Linked DNA regions of Homo sapiens: regions 1 and 3 are each linked to region 2. A link is an interaction called in ENCODE POLR2A ChIA-PET data of the cell type or tissue named here. Cell type or tissue: MCF 10A. All regions are shown on one strand. Links, peaks and the distances in the headings refer to the core of each region. The heading gives the core; the rest is flanking DNA. Region 1 overlaps LOC101929298 (a long non-coding RNA gene). Region 2 holds the start of LOC105373994 (a long non-coding RNA gene). Region 3 overlaps EPHA6 (EPH receptor A6).

Region 1 (7,721 bases), core at 1,665-6,664, 61 kb after region 2:
ATAGAAATTTTTACTGAAATATCAAAGTAAAAAGAATTCTCAATTGATTTCATATTAATAACCATTCTTAAGTTTTCATTCATTTCTATGTCCTATCTTCTATTTCATTTTTATTCTTTTCAGTTCCCCAAATAAGCTCTTCTAAGTAGTCAGTTTCTATATAAGTCATTTGGTCTACTTCTCATACAGGTAAATGTATTGACATACTGCTTTTATTATTGAGTACAGAAGACAATTAATGAACAAATTGTTTTTATGAACCATGCAGTTGGTATTAACTTTAAGTAATGCCAAAAATTGGAATGGTGTTTTACCTCCATCTGACTCAACAGAAACTCCACTTCAAATGATCAATTATATACATCATGAAATGAAAGAGCTGACCATACTACAATATAAAATCTGTCTCTGTAAAAGTATCAGCCACAATGCAGTCTGAGGGAAATAAACTTACTGAGTTCTGCCATTTTCATTCCAGTACTTCCCACCATGTAAGTGTATTCTATAGGTAAATTTGACTTCTGTAATTGAAGTAAAACCCAGTCTAATTTAGAATAGGATATATCTTTAAAAAATTAATTCATTTTAGGGGGGTACATGTGCAGGTTTGCTACATGGCAATATTGCATGATGCTGAAGATGTACCTTTAAATAAAATTTAGCAAATAGCTACAGGCAGGTCACTTGCCTAGTGGCTCAGGAAGGTAGTCAGAGAAATAACAAATACATACATACATATTTTCTGAAAAGTCTACTAATCACTCTACATTTCAGAAAAGTCTATAAGTCATTCTACATTTCAAGAAAAAAAAGAAAAGAAAAAGAAAACTTCTGAAATAAAGATCCAGGTAGAATCTAAATCATTGACCCTGAATTTATTCCTTTTGTGTTAGCTGCTTTGAACATGATTAGGGAAGTTTGTGGGAGGAATATATATTGAGAAACAACAACAACAAGTTATATGTTTCAAAGAAAGAAACATACAACTCAGCAACAGTTATAAGATTACAAAACAGTGTGATAAATATGAACAGGCATGTCTCCTTTCATAGCACTTTATTGTGCTTTGCAGGTAGTGTGCTTTTTACAAATTGAAAGTTTGAGGCAACCTCTTGTTGAGCAAGTCTATCAGCCCCATTTTTCCAACAGCATGTGCTGATTTCCTGTCTCTGTGACACATTTTGGAGATTCTTTGGAGAATAAGTAATAATTCAACTTATAATAATTATAATAATTCATCATTATTATATCTGTTATGGTGATCTGGAACAGAGGTCTTTGATATTACAGTTGTAATTGTTTTGGGGTGCCATAAACCACATCCATATAATGTAGTGGACCTAATCGATAAATATATGTGTTCTGACTACTCCGTGGACCTACCGTTACCCTGTCTCTCTCCTTCTCCTTGGTCTTTCACCTTGGGCCTTCCTATTCCCTGAGACACAACAATATTGAAATTAGGCCAATTAATAACCCTGCAATGGCCTCTAAGGTTTCAAGTAAAAGAAACACTTGTGTATCTCTCACTTTAAATCAAAAGCTAGAAATGATTAAGCTTAGTGAGGAAAACACGTCAAAAGCTAAAACAGGGCAAATGCTAGGCCTTCTGTGCCAGACAGTGTTAGCCATGTTGTGAATGCAAGGACAAACTTGAGGGAAATTAAAAGTGTTACTCCAGTGACTACATAAATGAAAAGAAAGTGAACCAACCTTATTGCTGATACGGAAAAAGTTTTAATAGTCTTGATAGAAGCCACAACATCCCCTTAGGCCAAATCCTAATTCCCGGCAAAGCCCTAACTCTCTTCAATTCTATGATGGCTGAGAGAGATAAGCTGGAAAAGAAAAGTTGGAAGCTAGTAGAGGTTGGTTCATGAGGTTTACGGAAAGAAGCCATCTCCGTAACATCATAGTGGAAGGTGAAGCAGCAAATGTTGATGTAGAAGCTGCAGCAAGTTATCAGAAAATCTAGCAAAGATCATTCATGAAGGTGGCTACACTAACAACAGATTCTTAATGTAGATGAAACAGCCCTATATTGGAAGAAGATGCCATGCAGGACTTTTGTTACTGAGAGGAGAAGTTAATGTCCAGCTTCAAAGTCTCAAAGGATGGGCTGATTCTCAGGGACTAATCAAGCTGGTGACTTTAAGTGGATGCCAATGCTCATTTACCATTCCGAAAATATTAGGGCCTTTAAAAATTATGTTAAATCTACTCAGCTTATGCTATAGAAATGGAACAACAAAGCCTGGATAACAACACATTTGTTTACAGCATGGTTTACCGAATATTTCAAGCCCATTGTTGATACTTACTGCTCAGGAAAAAAAAAAATTCCTTTCAGAATTAGTCACTCATGAGCTCTGATGGAGATGTACAAGATGAATGTTGTTTACATGCCTGCTAATACAACACCTATTGTGCAGCCCATGGATCAAGTAGTAACTTCAACTTTCTAGTCTTATTTTTTAAGAAATACATTGTATAAGGCCAGAGCTGCCATAGATAGTGATTCTTCTGAGGGATCCGGGCAATGTCCATTGAAAATCTTCTGGAAAGGATTCCAGATGCCATTAAGAACATTCATGAGGCCGGGCACAGTGGCTCACGCCTGTAATACCATCACTTTGGGAGGCCGAGGCAGGCGGATCACGAGGTCAGGAGATCGAGACCATCCTGGCCAACATGGTGAAACCCGATCTCTACTAAAAAAAAAAAAAAAAATACAAATATTAGCTGGGCATGGTGGCACACGCCTGTAGTCCCAGCTACTCAGGAGACTGAGGCAGGAGAATCACTTGAACCCAGGAGGTGGAGGTTGCAGTGAGCTGAGATCATGCCACTGCACTCCAGCCTGGCAACAGAGCGAGACTCCGTCTCGAAAAAACAAAAAACAAACAAACAAACAAACAAACAAAAAAAAAATTCATGATTCCTGTGAGAAGGCCAAAATATCAACATTAACAGGAGTTTGGAAGAGATTGATTCCAATCCTCATGGATGACATTGACGGGTTCAAGACTTCAGTGGAGGATGTAGCTGCAGATGTGCTGGAAATAGTAAGAGAACTAGAATTAGACATAGACCTTGAAGACGTGACTAAGTGGTTACAGTCTCACCAGAAAACTTGAATGGATGAAGAGTTGCTCCTGATGAGCAAAGAAAGTAGGTACTTACTAATAACCGTATATCTAATTTAGGACTAAAATCAGGTGTATGCAAGAATCAAAACAATCTGACAGCTGTGTGGCATTCTGATATGAATTGCTTTTCTCATAGCTAAAAGTTGTTAGGTTGAAAGTATTACTATCATGAAATCCTAAAAGGAACTTGGTCCATCTTTATTATTAAGAGTTAAAGTGTTTATTTTAATTGGTAGCAGTACTGTATTTTCTAATATATCTACAACTTCACTCTTGGTGAAGATGCTGTGAACGTTGTTGAAATGACAACAAAGGATTTCAAATATTGCATAAACTTAGTTGTTAAAATAGGGGCACAGTTTGAGAGGATTGATGCCAGTTTTGAAAGAAGTTCTACTGTGGGTAAAATGCTGTTAAACAGCATCACATACTACAGGGAAATATTTTGTGAAAGGAAGAGTCAGTCAATGTGGCAAACTTTGTCGTTGTCTTCTTTTAAGAAATTGCCACAGCCACCTCACCCTTTTGCAACCACCACCCTGACCAGTCATCAGCCATCAACATGAAGGCAAGACCTTCTACTATTATAGCAAAAAGATTAGAGTTAGCTGCTGTCTCAGATAATAATTAACATTTTTAAGCAATAAAGTCTTTTAAAATTAAGACATGTACATCATGGTTTTAGACATAATGCTATTGCATACTTAATATACTATAGTATGAACATAATTTTTGAATGCACTAGGAAGCCAAAAAGTTTATCTGACTTGCTTTACTGCTATATTCATTTTATTGTGCTGGTCAGGAACTGAACCCGTAATATCTCTGAAGTTATTCCTATACTGGGAAAAGGGAGGAAGAAATGCCGAATCATATGATTTGGGCAGGCTGTGCCTGGGGTCCTGGGTGGATTTCACAAATCACAGCTCTAGAAGCATGGATGGAAAACTTGCAACCAGAACCCAGTTGAAACACTATTTAACAGATTTTGAATCTATTGAAACGTTTATATTAGGAATATTACACTAGTCAAAAAGCAGTATAAAAGATCAGGAGTGCAATAGTAGGCCAAAAAAAGAGATAATTTTTGCTTGCCTTCTGATTTGGTGAGGAAATATGGCAGTGAGTGAGTGCTACTACATTGTGAATCATCAAATACTATGTGTAATACAAGAACATACAAGGGCTTTGGAATGTTAATATGAAACTACCTTTAAGTGAACTCTTTGCTGCATTATCTTGACCTTCTTTAAAATAATTGTATAATTAAAAAGTAAATGACAATGACAAGGTATGAGAAATAGGCAGATGGAGAAACTGCTGCACTGATCCTAATGTGACCTACATAATTTAATTTATAGCTGCCAATTATTGCTTGAGACAGGTTAGACGAGTGAATCAAGCTGGAGAAGTCTTACTAATAACCATGTATCTAATTTAGGACTAAAATCAAGTGTATACAAGAATCAAAACAATCTGACAGCTGTGTGGCATTCTTACATGAACTGCTTTTCTCATAGCTATTACCTGGAATTCACTCAAAAGTTGGCAGGTTGAAAGCATTACTATTATGAAATCCCAAAAGGCACTTGGTCCATCTTTATTATTAAGAGTTAAAGTGTTTATTTTAATTGGTAGCAGTACTGTATTTTCTAATATAGCTACAACTTTCAATAATTACTTAATTTATATAATAAGTATACATACATTTCCCATATTGGTTGCAATTATCAATCTATTCAGGCAGTTTATTTTTATGAGTGATACCATTTCAGGCATTCTTTTTTGAACATACTCATCTACCTTTTATTCTAATTCTTCAATATGTAAAATTCAATTTTCTCTACATTGTTATTTCATATAAATTTTTTTCTAAATATTTTAATTTTGAAAATATTTCAAACTTATTGAAAAATCACAATAGTATTAAGAACTTCTTTTTATTTCCTGAATCATTTGAAATTATGTTGTCAAAATGAAGTCCTGAATACTTTGATGTGTAACTCTTACAAACATGACTATTCTCCTAAAATCCTAACTGCAATTCCACTCTCAAAATCAAGAAACTAATGTTGACATAGTCTACCACCTTATCTGCAGACTCCATTTAAGTTTTGACAATTATCTCATTAATGTTCTTTTTAGCAAAGTGATCCAGTCCAGAATCACATACCGCATTTAGTTGTTATGTCACTTTCGTCTCCTTTACTCGGTAAAAATTCCTCAGTCTTTCATGACTGGGACTTTCATGACTGGGACATTTTTTTACTCTTACAGGCCACATTTTGGTGGAAGCAGGATCTTTTTATTTGGAAATGCCTGGTGTTTTCTTATGGTTGGATTCAGGCTGTATATTTTTGGCAATATCCCAAAAGTAATGCTATGTTATCATTGTGTCAGGTGGTACCTAATTCTTTTTTCTTTCTTTTTCTTTCTTTTCTTTCTCTTTCTTTCTTTTCTTTCTCTGTTTCTTTCCTTTCTTTTTTTCTTTTTCTTTCTCTCTCTCTTTCTTCCACCCACCTTCCTTCTTTCCTTCCTTCCTCCTTCCTTCCTTCCATCCTTCTTCCTTTTCCTTCTATAATGCTCTGTTCTCATTGTGTCAGGTGGTACATGATCTTCCTTCTTCCCTCCCTCCCTCCCTCTCTTCCCTCCCTCCCTCCCTCCCTCCCTCACTCCCTTCCTTCCTTCCTTCCTTCCTTCCCCTTCTTTCTTTTCTTTCTTTCTGACAGCGTCTCACTCTATTGCACAGGCTGAAGTGCAGTGGTGTGATCTCTGCTCACTGTACCTTAGACCTCCCAGGCTCAAGCGATCCTCTCACCTCAGCCTCCTGAGTAGCTGGGACTATAGGCATGCACCACCCAGCTCACTAATTTTTGGAATCTTTGTAGAGATGGGGTCTCACTATGTTTCCCAGGCTGGCCTCAAACTCCTAGGCTCAAGTGATCCTCCTGCTTCAACCTCCCAAAGTGTTGGGATTACGGGCGTCTGCCACCACACCAAGCTAAGGTACACGATTTCAATTTGTCCCATCACAGATAATAACTTGGATCACTTGATTAAGGTGATGTCTGCAAGCTCCCTTAATTGTATGCTAGCTATTTTTTTTCCTCTCTGTAATTAGTATTTTGTGGAGAAATAATTTGAAGCTATATAAATATCCCATTCCTTGACAACATTTCATTATTATTTTTAGCATCCATTGATGTTTCTAGACTGAATAAATTATTACAATTATTGTCAAATGGCGATTTTCTCATTCCAACATTCTACATTTATTTGTAGGTGTTCTAATGTTATCTCCCCATTAGTCATTTATTCACTTATTTGTATCATATAGATATATAAATTCATATTTCATTCAATGAGTTATATAGTCCATTACTATCTTTATTCATTTTGATGTTCAAAATGTCGCAGGTGTAGCCAGTTAATGCCCCTTCAAACTGTCTTTGTGTCCTTTTGCTATGTCCACATAATTATTTGAGCATTTTTTAACTTTCTGGAAAAACAAAATGTTCCAGGCTCATTCTGTATTTTTTCTGCTCCATTATGGAAGTAGCCATTTTCCCAAAGAGCCCTACTTCTTTTTAGTGGAGAATATAACCAAGATACCTACATGTGGGTGCCAGGTGTTCTCATTGCTGTTGGAGTCACTGCTCTTAGGCACATACACAGGTATATACACACAAACAGCATCTTTATCTCTGTATCTATATCTCTCTCTTTCTACCCATTGAAATTCATGTGCTCATACCGATACCTCCAACTGTAATACAACAATCCTTCTAGTTTTCTTTCCACACCTGTAACTCTCTTCTCCTACACTCTGGAGGATGACTCCCATTATTGTCAATATATTATTAGATTCTTTCCTTGATAAATGTTACTAATCATCTGTTACCACCACCACCTCCCTGGACGTCGGGTGTAGAAGCCCTCTTTACCCTTCTCAAGCTCCAACATCCCATGCCAGGCAATGTACATGCCTTCATCATCCTACAGGTGTTCCAACAACTGGTGCTAGGCTGCTCCTGCTGCTCTATCATCACCTCCCTACAAAGATGCGTAACTTGGTTGGCGCCACATACCATTTTGCATTCTCCACCAGCATTGTGTGAGAATTCCAATGATTTCATGTTCTTGCCAACACAAGGTATTACCAGTTTTAAAAACTGAAGCTATTTTAGTAGGTGTATAATGGTAATAAATCATAGTTTTTATTAGCATCTCCCTCATGATTAATGATGTTAAGCATCTTTTCCTGTATTGATTGACCATATTCTTTTGTGAGGTATCTACTCAAGTGGTTTGCTCATATTTTGTTGTTGTTGGCTTCTTTCTATTGATATATAATAGGTCTTTATATATTATGCAAGTTCTTTGTCAGATATATATATTGTGGATTTTTTTCCTGTTATGTAGTTTGTTTTCCATTTTTAAAAATTGTACTGTTTGTCTTACACTTCAAAAGAAGTTGTAGTTGTTGGGTGTAGTGTTCTACACATATGAGTTGGGTCTATTTGGCTGACTGATTCAGATCATCTATGTCTACTGTTTTTTTTGTTTTGTTTT
Region 2 (7,721 bases), core at 1,504-6,503:
TTCAGCCTTTCCAATATCCCCTTCAGCATCCTTTTGGTAAGTATTTTCCATTGCTAATGTAACGGGTATCACTTCAGCCTTTTCACTAATCCCTTCACCACCTTTTTGGTGGATATTTTCCACTTCTGACAAGGCTATCGTCCCAGTCTTGCCAATATCCCCTTCAGCATGCGTTTGGTAAATATTTTCCATGTCTACTGTAACAGGTGTCATCTCAGTCTTTACAATATCCCCTTCAGCATCCTTTTGGTGGATATTTTTCACTTCTGGCATCATAGGTATCACCTCAATTTTGCCAATATCCCCTTCAGTATCCTTCATCTTATAAGCTTTTTCCATTCCTAAAATGACAGCTGATCCCTCAGTTTTTTCAATACAGCTCTCGGCATCCATTTGGTATACTTCTCCCATTTTAAAAACATTAGCTTTTGGCTCAGTTTTCGTGACATTCAATTCAGCATCCATTTTATGTATTCTTCCCATTTCTATCATAGGAGGGACTGCCTCATATTTCAGAATATTCAATTCAGCATCCTTTTTGTTTGTTTTCCCTGTTTCTAACATGGAAGGTATAAGTTCAATTTTCCCTATATTTATTTCATTATCCTTCTTGTGTACTTTCCCTACATCTGACATTGCAAGAGGTGTGTTTTTACTGTGTCCTGGCAAGTTTTTTTCAGATATACATACAAGGCTATCAGACAAACTGCTTTTAGATGTACCAGGTGCATGGATGTCATCATTCACAAGTGGAGGCCATTTGAAATTTAATACAAGAGTTCTTCTGTCCTCTGTCTCAGTTTTGTTATTATCCACATTCTCTATTTCCATTGTCTCATTACAGTCCTCACTGCGAAATAAATGTGTTTTTACCCTATCATCTAACCGTTTATGTGACATGTCTTCAGCTAGTAAAACCGTATCTGATTCCTGCAAATTTATACTATCAGACAGTCCAGATCCATTTCCAGAAAATAGGGATTTTTGGTAGAGAACAATTTCTCCTCCCTTAATTGACTCTGTGCCACTAGCTAAGTTACTTAGGGAGAAGAATTCATTTAATACTTTATTTTCACTAATTTGTGTGCTTTGATTTACTGGCTGTTCTGAAACCAAGAACTCTCTAACTACATCATGTGGCTTAACACTATCACTGTTCAGAATTTTTGAAGTATTAGCCTGAAGTTCAGAATCCCAAGTATCCTCAGTATCTTCAAAAGTATCATTTCTCAATTTTTCTTGGGCTACATAAATAATCTCATTGACTAATTCCCTAGCTTTATCTTCTAACAAACAAGATACATTCATACTATTAGGATCAACAAGAAGATTCTTCTCACCAACTGTTGGTGAAACACAGGGCTTCTCTTTGACTTCTGACATGTTTTCCATGCCTTGCTCTTCCAAACCCTCTGTCTGTTGTATTTCTGTTAGTGTCACTTCTGATGGGTTTTTCTCAGAGATGTCTTCTTTCAGGGTACCCAGATTCATTATACCTTCTATGGCTATATGCTCCTGGCAGGTACTCACTGTGTGTTTGAATTTTAGTTCTTCCCTGACAGAATTAAAAATCTCACCAATCAATGTATCGGCCTTTTTGAGTAAACTACTTTTGAGGTCCAAAAGTTGGTCATGTGCTCTTCTCCTGGCTTCTATGTGCTCAGCAGAGGCTTCAGAACACTGTTGGCCTGAGCTGTTAACTGACGCTGCAGGCCCAGCAACTGCTCCAGTCTCTGCTTCCACGAGATTGTCAAATTGGGCAGCAGTTGGGAAATCAATGGATATCTTCCCAGTATAAATCCCAAAATGTTCCTGAAATGGGGTTACTTCTGTCCCAATTGAGACAGACGTTTCAAATTCCAAATAAGAGGTAGTAGGGTACAACAGGTTAGTTACAGAGGTACCTTCATGTGTGAGATCTTTGGTAACTTGTATAGAATCCAAATTATTTTGGGGCTTATGTGAATTTACTATCATGCTAACTTCTTCAGGGTAACTAGAGGAAGATGACACACTATCAATACCACCATTTAAAAAATGGATGTTCTCTTTCTTTCTGTAAGATGAGGATTTCTTTTCCAATTTCAGCACAGAAGGTACTTTAAGGAAGCTTGAGTCCTCAGATGCAGAAGAATTTTTTTCCAAACTGGAATCAGAATCCAGAAAAGGTGAATTTACTTTCATGCTGCCAGTTTCTTGGAATTTAGGGGAAATATTAGTTAAGCTGAGTTCCGCCATTTCTGAGTGACCAGAAATCTTTTTAGTCCCACAAATATCCAAAGATTGATGAAACACACAAGTGTGAGCTTCACAATTCTGCGCCATTTGCCTACTGATTTTTTCATCATGAATAGGTGGTAAAATCCAAGATATATTACTTTTAAGAAGAGCAGGAGGAGAGCCTAAGGCATCTACCTCTGGTTCTGGCTTATCTTCATATTTGGAGGCAGCAGGAGAAAGCTCAGCTTGGCAATTCTCTTTAAGGCCAGCATCTGAACATTTCTCTCCTATCTCATTATGATTAATTGATTGAAAACGTTTGCCCTGTTCAACTTCTAGAAAGGTTAATTCTGACAAAATAGGCTTTTCTGGAACATGGGTAATTTTCAATGGAAAAGAAGACATTTTATCCTGAGAAATGTTTCTGGGCTCCACTTTTGAAAGAGATACCTTGGACAAGGATATAGTTTTTCCTCTTCCAGAATGTGACTCCACAAGAACATTGTTCTGACCATCAATTTCAGCTTTTGATACAATGTTAGCAGTTTTGGCTTCCAAGGAAAGAGAATCAGACTTCTCTATTATGCTCATATTTGCTTTAGTGTTTGAAGACACTAACTCTACTCTATTAGGGTCTTGAGATAAAATGGAACTGCAATCCTTAGAGAGGTTTCCAGAGTCAAAGCTCAATAGCTCCAACCCAGTTAAGTGAGGGCCACTGGCTTCAGAACCTGGAAGAACCTGGCATTTTTCACTATTAGAAAGAACTTCTTTGAATTCAAAAATTGCAGATGTATATTCAAGGCAAAAGGAAGGAGGAGGACTCTTCCTGCCTGCAGCCTCAACATGGTTTTTCACATTTTCTTCTTTACACTTCCTAGGCTGATAGGAAATACCAACAATGTTGACATTCCCAGTTTCAATGGGCACAGGAGAACCCTCATTCATTAAATCAGGAATATCCAACTTGCTCAGCATCCCAACTCCAGAAACAAAGGTAGGAGGTGAAATACTGAAATTTAGTTTTTTACAGTCAAGGCTAAGAGATGTTTTAGCATCAGGTGATACTTCAGCTTGTTGAGGACTCTCAGAGTCAAGAGGAGTTTCTGAAATGTGACTTCTATTAAGTTCAAATTTCAACTCAGGTGCATTTTCATTTCCTAAGCTTGCTACAACTGCTGATTCACTGATGTAATTTAAAGAGGCCAGGTCTTTTTTATTCATTCTAATATGAGGAATTTTATCATGTGACCTAAAATCAAGCTTTTTGGCTTTGGTTTCAAAGTATTGGTCAGTATCTTTGGGTAATGACTCAATTTTATCTTCTGGAGCTTTTACATGACTTGAAGCTATGGATTCACCAGCTGAGGCACTTTCTGTTTCTCGCCTGATTTCTCTAACAGCCACATTTTTCTGTGAGTCTTGGGCAGACAATCTCTTTCCTTCATTTACAAATTCTGTGTCTGTCACAGCATGTCTCTGAAGAGCAATGATATTGGTGTGAGTGGCAGCTTGCTTTGATGAGCTATCTATGGTTTGCTTGTCAGAACACTCACTCTCTGGCAACTGCAGATGTTCATGCCTAATTGATTTATTTGGACTTGGCAAATTTGTACTTTCCTGCTCAGTAGTGTCACTCCCATCAGATTTACTACAAGAGAAATCAGAAATAGCAGGGCCCTGAGGCTCAACAAGCTCCTCTCTTTGCACCAATGTCCTATTACTCATCACAGTGCTGTTTTCTTTTATCGTATTTTCTGTTGTAGTTACTCTCTGAAAATCTGGGCTGCAAGGGACTTTGCGATGGTTACTTCCTGTTAACAATGCTGAACATACCAAATTTCTGTTAGTCTGAGAAACCGGTTCACAACTTAAATGGTGCTGTGAGTCAGATTCTCCATCGTAGCTGGAGTTAGTCACAGAAGAAGGGGATGACCTATTTCTCTCAATACTCCCCCAAGCATTTTTATTTAAAAGATTATTGGAAGAGGCAATATTCTGCAGTTCTGGGTTATTTGTCAAAGAATTTTCCTTGTTGAAACTTGTTTTGCTACAATCAGAGTCTTCTAATGGGCCTTCAAGTAGATTTCCTTTCATAGATGAGTCTGTACTAGCTGATAACAACAGTGGCAGTACCCCAGCCTCAATCTCACTTCCAGGGTCAATGTGTCTGTTTGTACTAGAGTCAGAACTTTCATTTTCTCTGTCCAAGGTATTCACAGTTGCCAAGCCTGTCTGTTGCTTTAAATATTTCCCAATGTGTCTTGGGCCTCGATATGTTGCATATGTTACTGAAGGCTTCTCTGGTTTACCATCGATTTGTCTGTAAAAAGAAAGCATGAGAGTATCAGGAAATATAATTAATAATACTTAATACTAATCCCAGCAACTGTGGTAAAAGTACATCTTTTAAACACCACTTCCCTTAATATGTACCAATTTGGGGAGTAAATCCTAGAACGCTTTAAATTTACCTTTATTAAAAATAATAAAAATTTAACAAGTAGCACCTGAATGTCAATGCAGCATGAAGAATGTTTGACCTCCTTAGAATTACTCCTTCTTACCTGATTACATACATACCTCTGACTGTGGTTAACAGAATATGAGTCCAAGCCTTGGGTCCTAGTTCTAATCTCAAAGGAGTGTCTGACTCTAAGTAACCAGCTTGACTTTGGGCCTCATATTACTACGAGTTTAGGGATACATCACTGACTTCTCCACCACATTAAAGCATCATAATGACCTTCTATTCCTTTACTCTTACATGTGAATTTGAACAGCAATGTTTAGCACGTAACTTGGAAACGTTTTAAATGAAAACAGATGGCAAAATGTCTAGCCCACAGTAAACACTCAGTATGTATTTGTTAACTCAATAAATGACAAAACTGCATTAAAATTCTCTGTGTTCAGTTCTTCAAATATTCATTTAGTATAGTATTAAACTGCTTGGGCAAATGCAAAAATCAAAAAAGATGTCTAGAGTAAGTATAGAAATCTAACCACAGTATAAAGATCCTGATGCTCTCAGCACCCAATTTCCTTTGGAGAATCTACCACTACGAGTTCTCACATCACGCCATACTATCTTATAGCCAATTACACACATCATTCTCTGCCCTTTAATGCCAGCATCAGAAGGAAACTCTAATGCCCTCTAAGACTCAGCACACAAATAATTTCCACTGCAAACCTATCCCTCTACTACTAAGATGGACAGTTAGTCTTTGATCTCTGGGTGCACAGAGCACAACATTTGTCACATTAAATCATAAAGATCTATGCACTTATTTATTTTCCCCACTAGCCTGGTGGCTATTTGAGGGAAGGTACTGTGTCCTAATCATCTTTCTGTTTTTAAGTGCCCCACACAAGATTTGGCAAGTTGTATATGCTTAATACCTTCTCATGAATTAATGAATAAGTAAAGGAATGATACTTACTGCTAAGTAATCTATTTCAAAAGAATGTCTTAATTCTTATATGTGATAATCAAAATGTTTTACATTTTGAACTCTAATTACCTTTCAATTTCCTGACTATAAAAAATAGCATGCACTCATATGTTCATCACAGCACTATCCACAATAGCAAAAACATGAAATCAACCTAGATGTCCATCAATGGTAGATTGGATAAAGAAAATGTGGTACATATATGCCATTGAATACTAAGCAGCAATAAAAAAGAAGAAAATCGTGTCCTTTGCAACAACATGAATGCAGTGGAGGCCATTATCCTAAGTGAATTAACACAGGAAAACCAAATACTACATGTTCTCACATATAAGTGGAAGGTAAACGTTGAGTACACATAGACCCAAAGAAGGGAACAATAAACACTGGGGCCTAATTGAGTGGGGAGGATGGGAAGAGGGTGAGGACTAAAATACTACCTGTCAGGTACTATGTCCATTACCTGGGTGACGAAATAATCTGTACACCAAACCCTCACAACATGCAATTTATCTCCATGTAATAAACCTGCATATGCACCCCAACTCTAAAATAAAAGTTGAAATTATTTTTTAAAAAAACAGTATGGTAGAAAAATCTGATGTGTGTTCTACTTGATTTTTTTCTGATTAAACATATGATTAACCAAACCATTACTGTGAAATACACATGAATAATTTCGAAATTCAGTTATCAGTATTCCAATACCTAAAAAATACATTTTATTGCCAACTTTAAAGCAGTTACATTAAGAATTCTAGATTTGTCTAATTGATAAAAGAGAAAGTATATCTCTTTTCACATGTAAAAACTTCACCAACTGTGTCTCTTAAATACTTCTTAAATTTTAGCTGAAATAATTCATTTCAACCTATATATCTCCTGGCCCCTTAAAATACTAATGCACCAGTATTGTAAAAAATTATGTTAGTTATATTCATTTATTTTTATTGTCCATTATAAAGCACTAAAGGAGATGCATAAAGAAAAGCTTTGTGTTCCAAAAATGGTTTTAGTTGCTGCATGAATTTCAGGCTAGATCAAGGACTGTTATGAAACAAAGTCAAAACTTGGATAAGATACCATTATTTGACATTTGGGTCTTTCCCTATTGGTATTTTTTAAAAATCTAATCCTTATGAAGACAGAGCCCAATGTATTGTTTTTATTAATCTCTCTATGTAAGCCTCGTGCACAGAGCCAACTATGACATAAATATCTAATAAAAATGCGATGGCAACTTCTATGTGTAAGAAAACTAAGTACAAAATTCTGTTCTTACATATGAATCTTCCTATTGTTACATGCAATATGGAAAAAAATGTTTTGTACCAAACATTTTCTGCTTCATAATGTAGTGATACTTCATACCAATTTTAATAATGTATCATGTTTTATTCAAAGTAAGCTATATGATAATAAGATTAAACATTTAATTTGTAACTACCAACAAAACCCCAAAAGTTGAATGAATGAATGAATGAATGAATGGCGAATATAAAAATAAAACAAAACAATGAAAGAAAAAAGTTGGATAAGGCAACCAGTCCATGAAAATAGGCAAGAAGCAAAAATAGGTAAATGAATGCTATTGGTAAAACGCCATATCAAAATATGTAAGTTATTCAGAAAATACAAAAGCCTTTCAGAACAACATATGAAGATACAGAGTCTGAAAAAATGACAGGTTTTTTTTTTTCAAAGTTTTAACATTTCATACCTAAAACCTACTGTCAACAGGCTACAATGTTTCTTTTTGCAAAAGATCACAGAAGTAATTCTGAAGAAATCAATACCAAGAAATGTTCATGGTCAGTGGAAATAAGAGAAAAGGATCAGAAATTCATTCTAGTATAGTAAATTTAGGTCCTCTTACTGCCAACTCTCTCTTAATCAAACCTCAAAGCATTTTATCCTGCATCAATGCAACTTTTGATCCAAAAGGACTTCTAATAGACCACAGAAAAAGTCCATTAAATTTCAACTCACTATAATAATACCTTTTGGTATTGGGGTCCTTTGCAGGGTAGGCAGTGGGAATCA
Region 3 (5,000 bases), core at 1-5,000, 910 kb after region 2:
GCACAGGCAAGGTCAATGTTGGTTCTCTTTATATAAGGCTGTTTCTGAGCAAATAAGGCTAATTTGTTTTAGCTAAAAAAAAAAATTAAGCTTAAAAGGGACAGTGCAAATTTTCTGACTGACTAAATTCTCAATTCTTTTGAAAATGGAATCTCTTTATCTGAAATTCTCTTGATGGAGTGGGCTCAGAATGTTATCTAGTTAGGCCGTCTAAAAGTGGGTTTAGTATTAGAACTGGGAGCAATTCCCAGTGAGAACTGGAAACAGGATGAAGATCATCATTGTTATTCCTCCTCCATGACACTCTCAACTCTAGCTTCTGTTCTCTAATCCATTCTACACAATACTTTGGGGTAACTATCCTAAAGCACAATTCTTATCATGTTACATTTCTGCTTTAGAGAATATCAGGTCTAAATACTTCCTTGAATGGCATTCAATGCTCTCCATGGTCTGACACCAATTAACTTTCATTTCACTGTTCTGTGGGAGATGCCATCAAAGCTCTGCCCATTTCCTTAGACCTTTCAGGATGCTCTAACATCAGCTCTGTGTGTGAAGGCTGGGTTTTGTCTCCAACAAAACTGCAGAAGGTTTCTCTGTCTGTGTACACATCAGGTCAGAAAGTGCTGAGGAATCAACATCCCTAGAGGAAAAGCCCTCAGCAAATAATTCCTGGAATTTAGTACATGAGACGTGTTTTATGTGATTTCCTCAAATGTCCTGGTAGGATTAGGCTCCACTTATCAATGGTGTTAAGTAGCTTAATAAAGCACCCTTTACTGCAGTCATCCTTTTTCTGTATCACTTCCCCTCCCCAACCCATGCTCCCTGAATCTCCCAAATAAACTACCTGCACTTAAAATTCCTATCTCAAAATCAGCTATGGGGAAACTGCAACTAAAACAATTGGTATGAAAATTATTCTAGGAAGCAGACATCCTAGTGCTTGTATTACTCACTGGCCAAATGATAACAAGGACTCCACTGCTGGTGGTAAGTAGGATTGTGGATAGGCTAACATCCTGAAGTATCTCAATTGCCAACATTCTTACCTGTAGTAAACTGAAGTGTATCACACAGGTAGAAGGGCTGTGCTAGTTTATGCAAAATATCTAGGATTGGAGAAAGTTATTCTTCTATAGCAAAGGAAATTATAAAGACAGTGGTTATTGTTAAGTGCCATCAATTTATTAAGCGAAGTAAAAAATGACACACTCAATTTAGCCAACCTCCAACTCAGAGTATGGTGTGAAATACAAAGCTTTCATAATAGCATCTATAAAGACACTTTTCTCCTGCACCCAAAAGACAAACAGGAATGCAAACCAAGACCAGGATCTGACTGTGCAATGAACCAAACTGTAAAGAAGAATGAATTTGCAGTATCACTGTATCTCTTAAGTAAGTGACAGATGGATAAGGTTCTAAGTTATAGAATAGAGATGAATAGATACATTTGAGAACTTGAGCCCCAGATTTCCCTAAAACCTGTCTGTGGGCCTACAAAAGTGGCTCAATCACTCTTGCTAAAGGACAGTAGCCTCCCTTTGCCTGAGGGGCATTCAGAGGCCTTACCTCAGATGTCTGGCAAGATGAAACCTGCCCTCTTCAAGCTCTTCCTTCCCTCTCTTCTTAATACTTCTAGGTCAACCATTACAGTCAATTCTCAGTTTAATCCAGCTATACAAGTTTTCTCCCTTCATTGTAAGGGAAGGGATTATTCATCAAAAGACCTGCAAGGCCTGGCTAATATGAACTGGCAAGAACTGTGAAACCATGCTTGGGAATGGATCTCAAGACTAGTGGAAAGGGAGAGAAGGATAGAAGGTAGGTAAAACAGAGTCGATTGATATGAGATTATTCACCTATGACTCAGAATTTAACAGCAGCTGAAATCAGCTATGATATACTATAAGCATGCTTCTTGGAAGTATGTAGATAAAATAACAACCTAGAATAAAAGAGTTAAAAAATACCTGTATAAAGTTTTGATGAAGGTGTCAAAAGATTCAAAGACATAGTGACATGGATTTATTAAACAACACTAGAGAATCCACCAGCTGGCTATGTTCCTGTGATGGTCCTAAAGACAAACTCTTCCTTAAAGCAAAAGATAAATGTGCTAATGAGAACACTCCATCATGAAAACTCAGTCTTTTTTGTACTTTGTAGACTATATTTGAAGATTGGGGTAGGATCTGCTTATAAAATCGTTCCCTAGTTTCAGTAGAAATGATGAGGTTTAAGAATAGCAGAGGCCAGATGGCAACACTTAACTATAAGAGGGAAGGTTGATGCAATTGCCAAAAGTGGCAAAACGGGAAGCCAAGTTTGAGTGGCAACCAGGGAGTACTAAGGCACAGAGATCTCTGGAACCGGCTAACAGATCATGACATGCCCAGAAATAAGAGAGAAAGATGAGGATACTGACTTCAAACCCATTAATGGCTCTCACCTCCAATAAAGAAAAAATCATTCTCCAAGACCACTTTCCACTCTGCATGAGATCTCAGACCCTGAGCACATCAACTAAATGTAGGCCACATACCTCAAAATAGTCCTTACCAAAGTACTCTAAAGAACTGGTTCACAAATACACCAGCTCATTTGCCTCCAGGGTAAAATAACTCTGAGGCACTCCTCAAAGACATTACTCGTACTTGCATCACTTTCTCAGGGTGTGTTTATGGTTAGGTTCCAGGTTCTCTGTAAAGTATATTATTGCCAAAATGAAATAGTTATTTTAACTTTTTGGCACTTTCTCTTTTCCAGCTATGCCTATAATTTTCTTGCCCTCATATTTTTCTCTACTCATCCCAATTCTATTCACATTTTGGGAAACTTTCAAATACTTCAAATATTACATATTAAGTAAATTTTCTCTATTCTCTCCAAGCAGAAGTGGTTCCCTTTTTGTCTTTTTCTATGTTTCGTTTTGATTTTTTTTGTTTTTCTGTTTCATGAGCAATGTATTTATTACTGAAAAACAAAACAAGACAGCTGGATATCCACATGCACAAAAATGAGTCAGACCCCTTCCTTACACAATACACAAAAATTAATGAAAAATGGTTCATAGACTTAAATATAAAAGCTAAACTATAAAAATCTTAAAAGAATTTATGGGAGTAAATCTTTGTCACTTGGAATTAGTCATTGATTTCTTAGATATGACATCAAAAGGAAAACACTATAATAAAAATAGATTAATTACACTTTAAAAGTAAAAATATCTGTGCTTCAAATTATACCATGAAGAAAGTAACAACCTACAGAATAGAAAAAAAAATTGTTATTCATATATTTGATAAAGGACTTGTATCCAGAATATATAAGTATTCTGCCAACTAGACAACAAAAATAAAAATAACCCAATTTTAACATGGGCAAATAATTTGAATAGCTATTTCTCTAAAGAAAATAGACAAATGGCTAATAAACATATGAAAAGCTATCAACACCATTAGCCATTAGGGAAACACAAATCAAAACCAAAATATAAAACCACTCCACGCTTACTAGGATGCCTACAAACAAACACCAGACAATAAACAAGTATTGGTGAAAATGTGGAGCAATTGGAACACTCAAGCATTTCTGGTGGGAATGTAAACTGGCACAGTCACTTTAGAAAACAGAGGAAATTTTTTCAAATGTTGAACATAGAGTTACCAAATGACCCAGCATTCCATTCTTAGGTATATACTCAAGAGAATTTAAAACATACGCTTTACAAAAACTTGTACATGAATGTTCACAGCGGCATTACTCATACTAGAAAAAAGTGAAAACAACTCAATGTCATCAACTGATGAATGCATAAATAAAATGTGATATATTCATACAATTGAATAGTATTCGGGAATAAAAAGGAATACTAAACAATAAAAAGAATCACTCAATAACATGAGTGAGTCCTAAGTAGAAAGAATCTCTCATCAACATGGGTGAGTTCCACGCTAAGTGGAAGAGCCAGACTCAAAAGACCACATATATTGCATGATTCCATTTATACAAAATGCCAACTATAGGTAAATCTATAAAAACAGAAAGTAGATTACCGTTTGTCTAGTTCTTGAGATGGGAGGAATGAAGGACTGTTAATGGGTACAGAGGTTCTGTGGGGTGATATAAAAGCTCTAACAATAAGAACACCATGCAAATAACCAGTGCAAGTAAATGAAAATCATTGACTATTATTGTAATCAATATTATTAATAGTATTTATTGAATGAATAAAACCACTGTACTAGAGATTTACATGCAATATAACCTTTAGCTCTCACAAAAATCCTATGAGGTAGGTAATATTATTATTCACATTTTACATATAAGGAGACTGAGTTTTACGAAAGTTGAGCTAACATCCCAAAGTCAGAGAATTAGCAAATGGCAGAACTGAAAGTCAAGTTCTTTTTTTTTTTTTTCTTTAGGGACAGAGTTTCGCTTTTGTCATCCAGGCTGGAGTGCAATGGCGGGGTACCGGCTCACTGCAACCTCCGCCTCCCGGGTTCAAGTGATTCTACTGCCTCAGCCACCCAAGTAGCTGGGAATACAGGCATGCCCCGCCACGCCTGGCTAATTTTGTATTTTTAGTAGAGATGGGGTTTCACCATGTCAACCAGGCTGGTCAAGACACAACAGTAGAGCATGGAGAAAGAATCTAATATTCAATGAGTAGTTGAGTCACGTTTTTGGAAAATACAAAGTACAGCCCAACAAACTCCCACTGCTGAGATTTCAGGAACTCTTTTAAGCTAGTTGCTATGAGGTGCAACTTTACCACATTTTCTCTACGTCTTTTGGTCAAATATTTCAGTTTCCACATGTAGTGAAAACAACCCAATATGATCACCTGATGAATGCATAAATAAAATGTAATACAGTCATATAATTGAATAGTATTTGGCAATAAAAAAGGAATGCCAAATAAGTAAAAACAAACATATAACAACATGTTTTCAATACATGTGGGTCATGGGTCATTAGAATCTCTC

What was found. Peaks named below come from ENCODE experiments on the same cell type or tissue, not always from the same donor. Only the 100,000 strongest peaks of a DNase experiment are listed, where the experiment ranks them.
Region 1: POLR2A ChIA-PET joins it to region 2 with 9 read pairs; 7 of 35 experiments call an interaction of 5 or more read pairs at or near these places.
Region 3: POLR2A ChIA-PET joins it to region 2 with 5 read pairs; 1 of 35 experiments calls an interaction of 5 or more read pairs at or near these places.

Annotation. Positions count from the first base shown.
Region 1 is chr3:97,807,798-97,815,518 of GRCh38, reverse strand. The region is part of intron 2 of LOC101929298 (a long non-coding RNA gene); the gene reads left to right. Among named protein-coding and RNA genes, the nearest start is that of CRYBG3, 10 kb to the left of the region's middle. In MCF 10A, for the core only: no CTCF peak of the experiment used is centred there; no DNase peak of the experiment used is centred there.
Region 2 is chr3:97,868,664-97,876,384 of GRCh38, reverse strand. CRYBG3 (crystallin beta-gamma domain containing 3) reads right to left here. Exons shown (of 22, transcript NM_153605.4): 4 at 1-4,543. LOC105373994 (a long non-coding RNA gene) reads left to right here and starts at 3,131. Exons shown (of 5, transcript XR_007095970.1): 1 at 3,131-3,217. In MCF 10A, for the core only: no CTCF peak of the experiment used is centred there; a DNase peak (open chromatin) is centred at 3,974.
Region 3 is chr3:96,957,726-96,962,725 of GRCh38, reverse strand. All of the region lies in intron 2 of EPHA6 (EPH receptor A6), which reads right to left. Among named protein-coding and RNA genes, the nearest start is that of EPHA6, 150 kb to the right of the region's middle. In MCF 10A, for the core only: no CTCF peak of the experiment used is centred there; DNase peaks (open chromatin) are centred at 1,575 and 2,645.